Linked DNA regions of Homo sapiens: region 2 is linked to region 1. The links are chromatin contacts, found by Hi-C or POLR2A ChIA-PET in ENCODE. All regions are on one chromosome and are shown on one strand. The core of a region is the stretch at or near the end of the contact, and the rest is flanking DNA. Distances in the headings are between cores, read along the strand shown.

Region 1 (6,132 bases), core at 3,633-6,132:
TCACCCAGGAATTACGCCTATGTTTAATTTCTTTGACCCCACCCTCTTTTTTTAAACTAATTCTATAACTGACACTCTTAACCATACCCAACTAGCAATGGGGATTCAAGTTGATGCGTCTTTGTTTCCTCAGTCGTACTAGTTCAAAATAAAACAACTGAAAGAATATCTCGCTGGGGAGCAATGGCTCATGCCTGTAATCCCAACACTTTGGGAGGTCAAGGCAGGAGGATCATTTGAGGTCAGGAGTTCAAGACTAGCCTGGGAAACATAGCAAGACCCTCTCTCTACATAAAAATTTAAAAATTAGCCAAGTGTAGTGGCGTGCACCTGTAGCTTCAGTTACTTGGGAGGCTGAAGTGAGAGGACTGCTTAAGCCCAGGAGGTGGAGGCTGCAGTAGGCCATGATCGCACCACTGTACTCCAGCCTGGATGACAGATGGAGACCCTGTCTCAATAATATTAATAAAAACACTCGAAGCTGATTCCTTCCTGCTGGGAGTTAACTGTGAGCGGGTGCTTAATTAAAAATTCAGGCATATACAGTACCTGAGTTTGAATCCTGACTCCGCCCACCATTTACAAGCTGTTTGACTCTCGGCAAGTTACCTCATTTGTAAAACAGAAATAATACTATCCACCTAACAAGACTGTTGTGAGGATTACATGAGATAATGCACATAAAGTACTCAGTACAGTGCCTGGCACATAGTAAACATTCAATAAACCTTAGCTGCCATTATTACTAGTGTATGAAGTTGATTTTATTTATCAAAACTCTGACTCCAACATAGCTTGGAAACCTTGGGCAAATTACTAACCTCTCTGTGTCTCAGTTTCCTCACCGGTAAATGCGAATAATATTATCACTACCTCCTGGGACTGTTGTGAAGATTAAATGTGTTACCACGTATGGAACTGTAGTTAAGTGTTAGCTACTGTATTAGGGGACCCAGGTACACTGGAAAAGAGTTGAGGGACGGCCAGGTGCGGTGGCTCATGCCTGTAATCCCAACACTTTGGGAGGCTGAGGCGGGCGGATCACAAGGTCGGAAGATCGAGACCATCCTGGACAACATGGTGAAACTCTGCCTCTACTAAAATACAAAAAATTAGCCGGGTGTGGTGGCGGGCGCCTGTTGTCCCAGCTACTCAGGAGGCTTAGGCAGGAGAATCGCTTGAACTCGGGAGGCAGAGGTTGCAGTGAGCGGAAATCGCGCCACTGCACTCCAGCCTGGGTGACGGAGCAAGATGCCATCTCAAGAACAAAAAAAAAACAAAAAAATTGACGGAGCTAGGTGCAGTGGCTCATCCCTGTAATTCCAGCACTTTGGGAGGCCAAGACGGACAGATCACTTGAGGTCAGGAGTTCAAGACCAGTCTGGTCAACATGGTGAAACCCGGTCTCCACTAAAAATACAAAAATTAGCCGGGCTACCAAGCAGGTGCCTATAATCCCAGCTACTAGGGAGGCTGAGGCAGGAGAATCACTTGAACCCGGGAGGCAGAGGTCGCAGTGAGCCAAGATCGCACCACTGCACTCCAGTCTGGGGGACAGGGCAAGAGTCTCTCTCAAAAAAAAAACAGAGTTGAGGAAGAATACACAGTCAGCCTCTTTATGTAGAATGTGGTCCACATTCATGGACTCAACCAACCATGGACTGAAAATATTCAAAAGGATAAACGTTTGTGATGATGGACATGCTAATTACCCTGATCTGATCACTATACATCACATACACCACAACATCACTATGTACCCCCATGAATACGTACAATTATCGTGTCCATTTTTTAAAATATAAAAATAAATCACTGAAAAGTAAAATACCCAGTCTGGCCAACGTGGCAAAACCCCGTTTCTACTCAAATACAAAAATTAGCCAGGCGTGGTGCTGGGCGGCTGTAATCCTAGCTACTTGGGAGGCTGAGGTAAGGGAATCCAGGAGACGTTTGAACCCAGGAGACGGAGGTTGCAGTGAGCTGGGTTCACGCCATTGCACTCCAGTCTGGGCGACAGAGCGAGACTCCATCTCAAAAAAAAAAAAAAAAAAAAAGGCTGGGCGTGGTGACTCACGCCTGTAATCCCAGCACTTTGGGAGGCCGAGGCAGGCGGATCACGAGGTCAGGAGATCGAGACCATCCTGGCTAACACAGTGAAACCCCGTTTCTACTAAAAATACAAAAAATTAGCCGGGCGTAGTGGCGGGCGCCTGTAGTCCCAGCTACTGGGGAGGCTGAGGCAGGAGAACGGCATAAACCCGGGAGGCAGAGCTTGCAGTGAGCCGAGATCGCGCCACTGCACTCCAGCCTGGGCCAACAGAGTGAGACTCCATCTCAAAAAAAGAAAAGTGAAATAGATTTGAAACCATTAAAAAAATTTTCAGAAAAAAATTGGATGGTTGCATCTGTACTGAACATGTACAAACTTTTTTACCTGTCATTATTCCTTAAACAACACAACTATTTACATAACATTTACATTGTATTAGTTGTTGTAAATAACCTATTGTTTAAAGTATATGGGAGGACATGCATAGGTTATATGCAAATACTACACCACTTTATTTATTTTTTATCTTTTTAATAGCTTTAAGTAGGGTGGGCATATGCCTATCCCAGATAAAATACTACACCATTTTATGTAAGGGACTTGAGCATTTATAGATTTTGGTATCCTCAGTAGGGGTCCTGGAACCAATCTCCAGCATATACTGTGGGATGACTATATAGCTAATTTAGTTCAACACTGTACATAACAATGTATCATATTAGCTACTATGAGATATAAGTTTGGGTAATTGTGTATCTGTATGTATACATATTTAGATATCCATGTACACATACTGATATAACATTTCTCATATATAACATATAAACATATGGTTAAATGAACATACAGTCCACGTAGGAAAGGGCTGGAAAATGTTTGCATTTTTTAATGAGTTTGACCCCATGTATTCTATTCTATTTATTCCCCAAACATTTAGCATGCCTGCTGAGTATCAGGTGCTGTGTTGGATACCAGAAATACAAAGATAGATCAGACAGTCCTGTACCTTTAAAAAGCTAGTGCAGTGCCATCAGAGCCAAAAAGAAAGACCAGCTACACAAGACCATCTCAAAAACCCTTTACCCAAATGAATCTTCCCAGTCAGGAGTCCACACATTACCTTAGACCATCTGGGAGACCTTCGTCTGATTTGGAAGCACATAAACTAGAAGATTCCGGAGGACTGGGGGCATTGGCCACAACACCAGCAACCTCAGACGCTGCCATTATGCTCTGTACATTCAGAAACAAATTACAGGCTACAAGTTTCCAAAGTTTAAAACAAATGTATCTCTCCCCCCTCAGAATGTCCACACAACAGAGCTGTCGCAGTAAAGAAACACAAAAACCTGGGCTCCGGGAGAAAATACTTAAGAGTACTAAAAGAGACATTGTATGCAAAGTCCTAGTGTCCTAGTGGGCAGCAATCCTCAGGAGTCACTGTATTTACATAAATATCTAGGAGTCTGTGCAAAGATCTTATTTTCACTTTTGGCAGAAATGTAGTCATTTCAAACAATACATCTTAGTCTGCCAGGATCTTCCAAGTGGTCCCAGGCCTACCTTGTCTGCTATCATTTTTAATAAAAGACGTACTTTTCGGCCTAGTATCAATCAGATCTCATGTTTTTAAATCACTTTATGGCTGTTACATTCAAAGCATTCTCCATTAATTTAAGGGAAGTTTTTGGAGGTGTCTGCCTGTAAGTCAACAAGTAATGCAATACTGGGCAATCCAGGGTGCATATTTTACTGTCAGCGTGCTCCCCACAGATGGGAAAGGCCTGATACCCACTAACTGAGCAAAGAACAGACTCTTCAGAGTGACTAGTGGTGCAAAAAAGAATCCTGGGTTCTCTAGCGTGAAAAAGTCAAGGTAAAAAACATGGTAACACAAGTAAGGGAACTGGGACGGACGCCTTTTTTAAAAATCAAAAGGTCATCTTTTATGCCGCAGAGCAAACTTATGACCTTATGAGGAGAAAAGAAAATCAAAATACTTGGGAGGTGGGGATGAACATCGGGTTAGTTTGCATTCTTGCTTTTATTTTAACAGCATCACACGTATTCCCCCCCGGAACACTGAAGAGCGCATAGGGCAGATAGGTAGATGGGGCTGTGTCAACACCTCAGTCACAGCCCACAGACCCTCTGTGCCTCAGTTTCCCTCATTATACAAAGCTCCTGGGAGAAAATGGGCCCAAACCGCCATTGCTGCTCCCTCAGGTGCAAACATCCCGTCTCCAACATAGCCCAGGGCTGGGGGGTCCTCTGCGCCCGGTGAACGAAACCCCAGGACAAGGGCCATGCATGCAACTCCGTGGCTAGAGAGCCCGTGGCGCGGGTAGGAACAGCTGGCTGGAGGGTCGAGTGTACCAAAAAGAACTCCGCAACCCGGGGCGACCACCAGCGAAGCAGGGGCGCCGGAGCCACGGGTCCTCGGGCGAGAACAGGGGACAGACGGGAAGGGGACAATGGGGGGAAGCGGCGCTGGGTGGCCTTGGCCACCCCCCACAGGGGACTGCTAGGCTGGCCGCTGGCTCGGACCAGACCCCCCTCCACCCCTTCCCCTCGGTCCCCCCACCCCGCTGCCAGCCACCCCCCCGTCCCACTTCTAGGCCGGGACCCCCGCCTCGGTTCTCACAGCACCCTCCACGCCCCCCACCCGACCCCCATGCCCGGCCCTCGCCCCGCAACCCCCACCCACGCTCGCCCCGCACACACCTCCCGCGCCGCGCCCCCGGGAGGAAAGTGGGGGAGGGACGGGACGCACCTGAGCGGGCGGAGCGGGGGGAGGGGGCGGCCGAGCCACGGGGGGAGGGGTCGAGCGCCGGCCCGCGCGCGGCACCTCCCACTTCCGGCGGCACGAGCGGAGGGGGCGAGGCTCCGGCCGCGAGAGGAGAGGCCGCGGTGGCGCCGCGCCGCCCCCGACGGCGCCCTCTGGCGGCGACAGCTGGCGCCGCCGGGGCACGGGGATGCTGCGGGAGACCCCTGAGATACAAGTGGACTCTCCCGGGGCGCGGGGAAGAAGGGAGAGCCGACTGCGAGAAGGAAGGCGACCTGGGTGGGCAGGATCCCCTCTGGGAAGATTACAGGGACAGTCGGGGCCATGGCGGTCAGAAGGAGAAGAGCAACGAGTGGCTTTTAAAGGTCGGAACCGAAATGCCCTTTACAGAGGACGCCATGAAGGAGAGCCTTCTGAAGAGGGACCATGTGGAAGATGCCCCGAGGACTCGGGGAGGCGGAGCCCGCGGGTTCAGCCCCCAGCGCCCGCACGGCCCCTGCCTGCGTAGGCCGCCCGCGGGAGCCGGACCCCGGGCGCCGGTTGCTGTGGCCCGCGGGGGTCGCCGGGCCGCAGGCGCCGCGCTGATTGGCTGCGCCGCGGGCGGAAGTGATGCTGCTGTCACTGCTCCTCCGGCTCCCGGGAAGCCGCGAGTTTCCGCAGGGAGGCGGCGGCAGCTGCGGCGGGGCCGGTGAGTTGGGAACTAGGTGTGGGGCTGGACCTGGGTGGTCAGGGGGCCCCAGAAGTGGGGGAAGCCGGCGTCTGAGGATGAGGGAGCTGCACAGAGGGTGCCTGAGGTCCTGGCGTGGGGGACCAAGGAGATGGGGCCCCAGGGCCCAGAATTCCTGGATAATGTGGGTGCTAATGAGGAGAGGGGCACATTGCACGGAGCGATCGAGGCCGACGGAGGGAGAATCGGGAAACTGACCCGGTACCCAAGCTGGCTTCTAGGAGCCGGGTGTGGAACAGCGAGGACAGTAGCTTGGGAGCAGGATCTTGGACTCCAGGCTGCCCATTCTCTTCTTCCTTGTCAATTAAGAGCTGTAAAGGGAGGCCTAGCCGTTGGGAGAGGTTGAGACCTGCTTTCAGAAGGCATTTAAGGTTCCTTTCCCAGAAGCCTGGGGGATAAAAATGCTGCTTTGCCACTAGTAGACAGAAGGAGCTCCTGCTTCTCTTTCTTCCTGACATCTGTGGTGGGATCTACTGAGTCTGAAGGAGTCTGCCTAGCGGGGCCACTGTCTGGCTAACAAGGGTTTTGTTTGTTAGTTTGTTTACTTAGTAGAGTATGCAGACTGGG
Region 2 (5,715 bases), core at 2,371-4,870, 990 kb before region 1:
TACATAATATTTGAGATGAGGAAGTGAGATTGTGCATGACATACTTCTCCTTTGTATTCTCTCAGTGCCTTACAGCAGGTTACTCCATTCTGCTATGACAACTTGTTTCAAATGTTAATTTACATAGGATTTTTTATAAGCCATTAAGGCATATGTATAGTATATCAGTAAAGATGGATGGTGCATATATAAATAGTCTTCTGTAATAGTGATTGGATTTACTTCTCAATTATGAGAGACAAAAATTATCCCCTCACCTGTCTCTATTCTTTCAACAGGTTGATCCCTTTTCATGATTTTTCATTAGGTGGTTCAGGAAGTTTCCATATTACAGCGCTTCAGACTGTATATGTTAGTTTAAAAATCACTTTTCTCTCTCTCAACTTCTTTCTTTTTTTTTTGAAGACTTAATTTAAAAAATTTGGGTTGTTAGATCCGTATCATAGATTTGGCCTAGCCTCTTCTGTTAACCTAGTCCACAGATGAGCGAATCTGGTTAGTTGAAGGACATTGTGATTTGACTCTGGTCACGCGAGGAAGTAGAAGGGCAAAGACAGGACCGGCAGTTTACATTTCCAGTGGTTAAACCTCACGGTACTTTGGGACTGCTTGTTAACTTTTGTGGTTGTCTGAGGCCAATCTAACGTGACCATTTCTGACACCTCAACAGAGAGAGGAAAGCAACTTGAGCAATGAGAGTAAATAACTTGGGCTCTCAGAGATTTGAAGATAGAGATCTCATTGTGAGGGGGACTATTTTGCAGGTCCTCATTTCTCCAAGAAAGAGATGGTGTTACAGGAACCCACTGAAAGCCATATCCCATTAAATGAGGAACTAATTTTGGCTGGGCCTTCTTGTAATGTCCTCGCAGGTGTGTTGTGAAGATTAATGCAGGGTAGTATGTTTGTAGATTGACACCTAGTCTAAACTTGAGGTAATTGGTGCTCTGTGAATACTCAGTCGTGTTCTTTTATAGCCTTAATCATGATTTGAACTAGTCCCTTGCTTTTTAAATGACTGAATGAAGTCCTTCGTGGTAAGGGAGTACGTTGATAACTTAGTTTACTATATGGGTTTGTGGTCGCATCCCAGTCATCAGCTGCTATCATTTTCCTTCTTCATCCCTTATACTGAGATTTGGGTTACAGCTTTTTATTCTTCGAAGGATCACAAAGCAGTGTACAGACACCTGCCTTCTTTAAGGATGAAAGGAAGATAAAGTGGTCTTTTTTTGTTTACTTATTTGTTTCACCTCTTGTTTGAGTAACTTCTAAGGTGCTATTCTCTCTCTCTTTTTGCTACCTCATGAGCTCTTGTCACAGCCATGGAAACCAGCCTCGTTTAGAAAGGGAACTTAGTTCAGAAGGGGTTAAAAGCCTTCCAGAATTTTTCTTTAGCTGCTGAAGTTTTTACATGTGGTTACATGACTTTAAGTTTTATGCATTACGCTCTTAATTCTATTACAAAATGTGGACTCACCAATTGCTTTGTGTTTTCCATGTGACCTGTTACTTCAGGCTACTTGGGGAACATCTTAGTCCTCTGTAGCTCCTGAACCCAGCACTGGTGCTTCAAGAGAGAAGGTAGCACGTCTTTGTTCAAAACAAAACAAAACGACACTTCTGGAGGCCACATCCTGAATATGAATGTTCTACTAAGTCACTCAGTTATGGTTCTAAAGGGAAACTGTAAGAAGACCCACAAGGAGTGGACCAAGACTATTATTTAATTGCACAACTTGAAACTTTGCTGCCAGAAGAGGCAGCTCCATTCCTTTGACTCCAGTGTTGGGCTGTTAACTGCTGCACCTCATTGCCTTTTTTTGTTTTTGTTTTTGTTTTGTAGGAGGGTAGGCACTGTTGGGCCATATGCACAAATATTGTAACTCTTGGTATCTTTACTGCATCATAGTCAATAAACTTCTTTGTACCCTTTGGCTACCTTTTGGTGTGTGCATATCTACATAAAAGGTGGGAATTGTCATGTGAAAAAGATGGGGGTTTGTGGTATTAAAAGCTGAATTAAATTTAAAAGAGTTTAATTGAGCACAGAATGATTCATGAATCAGGCAGTCTCCTGAGCCAGAGTGGACTCAGAGACTCCAGCGCAGCCACGTGGTGGAAGATTTATGGACAGCAAAAGGAAAGTCATGTACAGGAAACAGAAGTGAGGTACAGAAATAGCCGGATTGGTTACAGCTCGGTGTTTGCCTTATTTGAATAGTTTGAATCATTGGCCATCTTCGATTGGCCAAACTCAGTGACTGGCACAAGAGTAGACTAGAGTCCGTATACTATTCCATTTACGTTATAGTTCATGATGTACAGAGAAACCTTTAGGCCAAACTTAAAATATGTAAGGAGGCAGCTTTAGGCTAAACTTGATTTAACAGTGGTTTTCAGCATCGTGCAACCAGTCATGTCGGAGCTGTACCCCCGCAAGAACCTGCAGAGGTTCCGTGGTGTGCTGGAACCAGCTTACATAGCAAGAGCTGATTACAGGCTGAGTACCCCTAATCTGAAAATACAAAAGAGTGGTTGCTATTTCAACTCCAAAATCTGTAACTTTGAGTGCCAACATGATGCTCCAAAGAAATGCTTATTGGAGCATTTTGGATTTTCAGACTAGGGACGTTCAACTTGTATGTATTCGGCAAATATTCTAAAATCTGAAAAAAATATGAAATCTGAAACATTTCTGGTCCCAAGCATATTGGATAAGGGATACTCAACCTGTATTAAGTTTTTTAGGAATTTTGCAAGCCAGTTGTTAAACTGTTGGTAGCTTGAAATAGGTTATGATGGGAATATTTATGCTGTGGAGATTGCTGGCTCTCTAGCACATCACTTCTCAAGGACCATGCAGCGTAGTGCTTGGGAGCAAACGTTCAACAGCTTTTCAGATGATACAGGACAAGTTCCATGAGTCTGCCCATGCCTAGGTCAAGCCAATCTAGCCGAGGTTGAAGGTGCGTACATTGAGAACACCTATTTTGAAGTGGTGACTAAGACTGAGAGGTATCTTGAAGTGAAGAAACCTTGAGTTCTAATCTAGGATGTCCAAGTCACCCAAGAGGTTCTCTATGGGAATCAATGGCTGCCTGTATTCTGGAAATGCTGATATCACATGGCCAGAGGAAACTTTCATGTCTACATGGTGAGTTGGAGGACTGGGCAGGCGTATCTTTGGAAGCAGGGATTGGGTGATTGCCTGGCGAGGTTGCACCTCTGTTTTGAGAGGAAAAATAAAAGAGGTTGCTGTATCTTTAACACAGAAGGTTTTGTGTTAATATTACGTTTATTGTATTTTGTTTGCATGAAATGGATTTCTTTCTCAGCACCTATTTGCCTGGTGCCATTCAAGCTCCTACCCTCAGAGGGCTTGTCATCTAAAAGGGGAGATGGCACCTGAAGAGGTCTGAGTGTGAGGTTCACCTCAGTAGGTTGAATTTGTCACCTCTTTTTAGAATGAAAGTATACATAACAATTGGGTAATGGGCCAGATGACTGAAATGAGAACCTTGATTTAGAGGTTCCTGTTTGCATCTCTGCAACCACTTCAGAAGGCACGTGTTTGGTTTGCTCTGAGCCTAACCTAGAGTGCTCGCAGCAGTCTTTCAGTTGAGCTTGGGGACTGCAGCTGTGGGGAGATTTCAGTGCATTGCCTCCCCTGGGTGCTCTTCATCTTGGGTAAGCAGTTGCTTTGAATTTCTTAAGCCATTTTTTGAACTTTTCTCACACAGAAGTGTGCCAGTCCTGAAGGCTGGTTGAATTGGTAGTCTCTCAGGATTGTGAAGCTGCGATTGCAGAACTCTTGATCTCTGCAGGGGGATGTCATAAAGTAGTCTAATGGGTGCTGTTTCAGTTACTGTCGTGTAGAGTAACTTAGGTGAATCTCCTCAGCAAAAAGAGGAGCAAAGTTTCATCATAATAAGAGTACGTGACAATGATTATGACAAGGCTTCAGCTTTTAAGTCACCCGTGGGTTTAGGTGGAGCTGTGACTGGCTGTTCTTGAGCTCACAGCAGAGCTCTTTCTTCACTGTTTTTCTTTTTAGAAGACAGTTTTTAATTTTATTTTTAAACAAATTTTATTGTGTGTATTTAAGGTATACAACATGATGTTGTGGGATGCATGTAGATAGTAAAAAGTTTACTATGGTGAAGCAGATTAATATATCCATCATTTTACATAGTTATACCACTGTTTTTCTTCTCCCCATTATAGACAAACCAATATTTAACCTTTAGAAGCCCGAGACTTAAATCTCCCAAGAAAGCTAGGCTACTGTCCATGCTTGTTACACCCTCAGCACAGCCCTGACCTTGGGAAAGGCTGATGCAGGATGGTTTAGGTATAACCTACTCTGGAGAAGAGAGCAGGAGTAAGGACCTCCAGGGTCCCATTCGCGTAGAGCATTAACCGATGTGACCTAGACTGTGTTACAGAAGCCACGTGACCTACCAGTCTGTATTCAATGGCTTAACAATGGAAAATGAGGGCATATTTTAAGACGCATGGCTTAGAGTGGTTATATGGACTTGTAGACCTAAAAACATCTGAGAGCCTAGAAGTGCACAGCAGTGTGCAGATAGATTGAGAGGACTTGGCTCTGCAGGTGGACAACACTCTGTGAGTAAAAGAAGGCTGTGCAGTTGTCCGTTTGCTCAGTGGTTAGTTGTCCTTACTAGGGACAAACACTGAGAGACAGCAGCTCTCCCTTATTTTGTCTCATGATATTGTAATTTGGGGGGTAACTTTCACATCTTGTATGGTAGTCTCATTGTAGCATGTCTCTTTTCTGAAGATTTCTTTTCTGTAATATAAAGGGGTATGGATTTTTTGGAGGGAGGGGGTGCCACTTGTTCTCATTACCCAACAGGATATGGAGGAGAGTTGCTCAGAGAAGATTAGTATAGAGTCACTACAAGTCATTTAGGTAGCCAAAATGATAACTCCAAAATTTCTAAAAGGCAAAAATCTTTACTTGCTGATAGAGGGGAGAGTCAACTTTCCAAGCAGGTCGCAATAAAGACAGCATGATGCCAACCGAATCTATTTCCTCTCTCCTCCTTTTTCTGTTGTTTATTAAAAGGTAAACAAAAATCTCATTATTTTAAAATATTATGCAAAAATCTTGTTTATGAGAGAAAGCAAAATTTCACCTTTGCATTAGTATATTATTAATGTTAGATCCAATTCTTAATAAAACCTTATAAACAAATCTATACAATCATAGTTTGACCATAAGGTAAAACGTCCACAAACCTCTCATAATTCTTTACAATTTTCTGTTAAACAAATAAATTCTCTAGAAAACCATTATTCAGACACATGGGCCCGGATTCTGGCCCTACATCAGTGTGCTTTTATTTCAGTGTTCGACCTATGGAAAAACTAAGTAATCCCCTTTAAATCTTAGCCAACCTGCTTATACCCACAGAACTTTTCATGAGATTAACCCTTCACAAACCCTTTTCAACTTGCTTAAACCATCAGTTTTGTCACATTACTCTTTTTTTTTTTTTTTTTTTTTGAGACAGAGTCTCACTCTGTCACCTAGGCTGGCATGCAGTGGCACAATCTCGACTCTCTGCAACCTCCGCCTCCCGAGTTCAAGTGATTCTCCTGCCTCAGCCTCCCAAGTAGCTGGGATTACAGGCGCTCACCACCACACCTGATTAATTTTTGTATTTTTAGTAGAGACGGGGTTTT

What was found. A loop is a pair of places that touch in the nucleus more often than their neighbours do. ChIA-PET counts read pairs that join two places held with the same protein, here RNA polymerase II (POLR2A). Pooled maps may share reads with other maps.
Region 2: a loop to region 1 is called in a pooled map, with 4 times the contacts of the local background. The contact joins the promoter of JAML here to the promoter of RNF214 in region 1. A Hi-C loop is called at or near these places in 2 of 37 single-sample maps with no recorded cell type and 4 of 50 pooled maps. POLR2A ChIA-PET finds 5 or more read pairs at or near these places in 1 of 52 experiments (activated CD4-positive, alpha-beta T cell).

What each region holds. Positions count from the first base shown.
Region 1 is chr11:117,231,421-117,237,552 of GRCh38, reverse strand. RNF214 (ring finger protein 214) reads right to left here and starts at 4,882. Exons shown (of 15, transcript NM_207343.4): 1 at 4,827-4,882; 2 at 3,174-3,286. The coding sequence starts at 3,280. PCSK7 (proprotein convertase subtilisin/kexin type 7) reads left to right here and starts at 5,480. Exons shown (of 17, transcript NM_004716.4): 1 at 5,480-5,526. RefSeq lists enhancers at 1,257-1,758, 5,633-5,682 and silencers at 4,743-5,082, 5,293-5,442.
Region 2 is chr11:118,222,916-118,228,630 of GRCh38, reverse strand. JAML (junction adhesion molecule like) reads left to right here and starts at 3,620. Exons shown (of 10, transcript NM_001098526.2): 1 at 3,620-3,690. MPZL3 (myelin protein zero like 3) reads left to right here. Exons shown (of 6, transcript NM_198275.3): 6 at 1-1,941.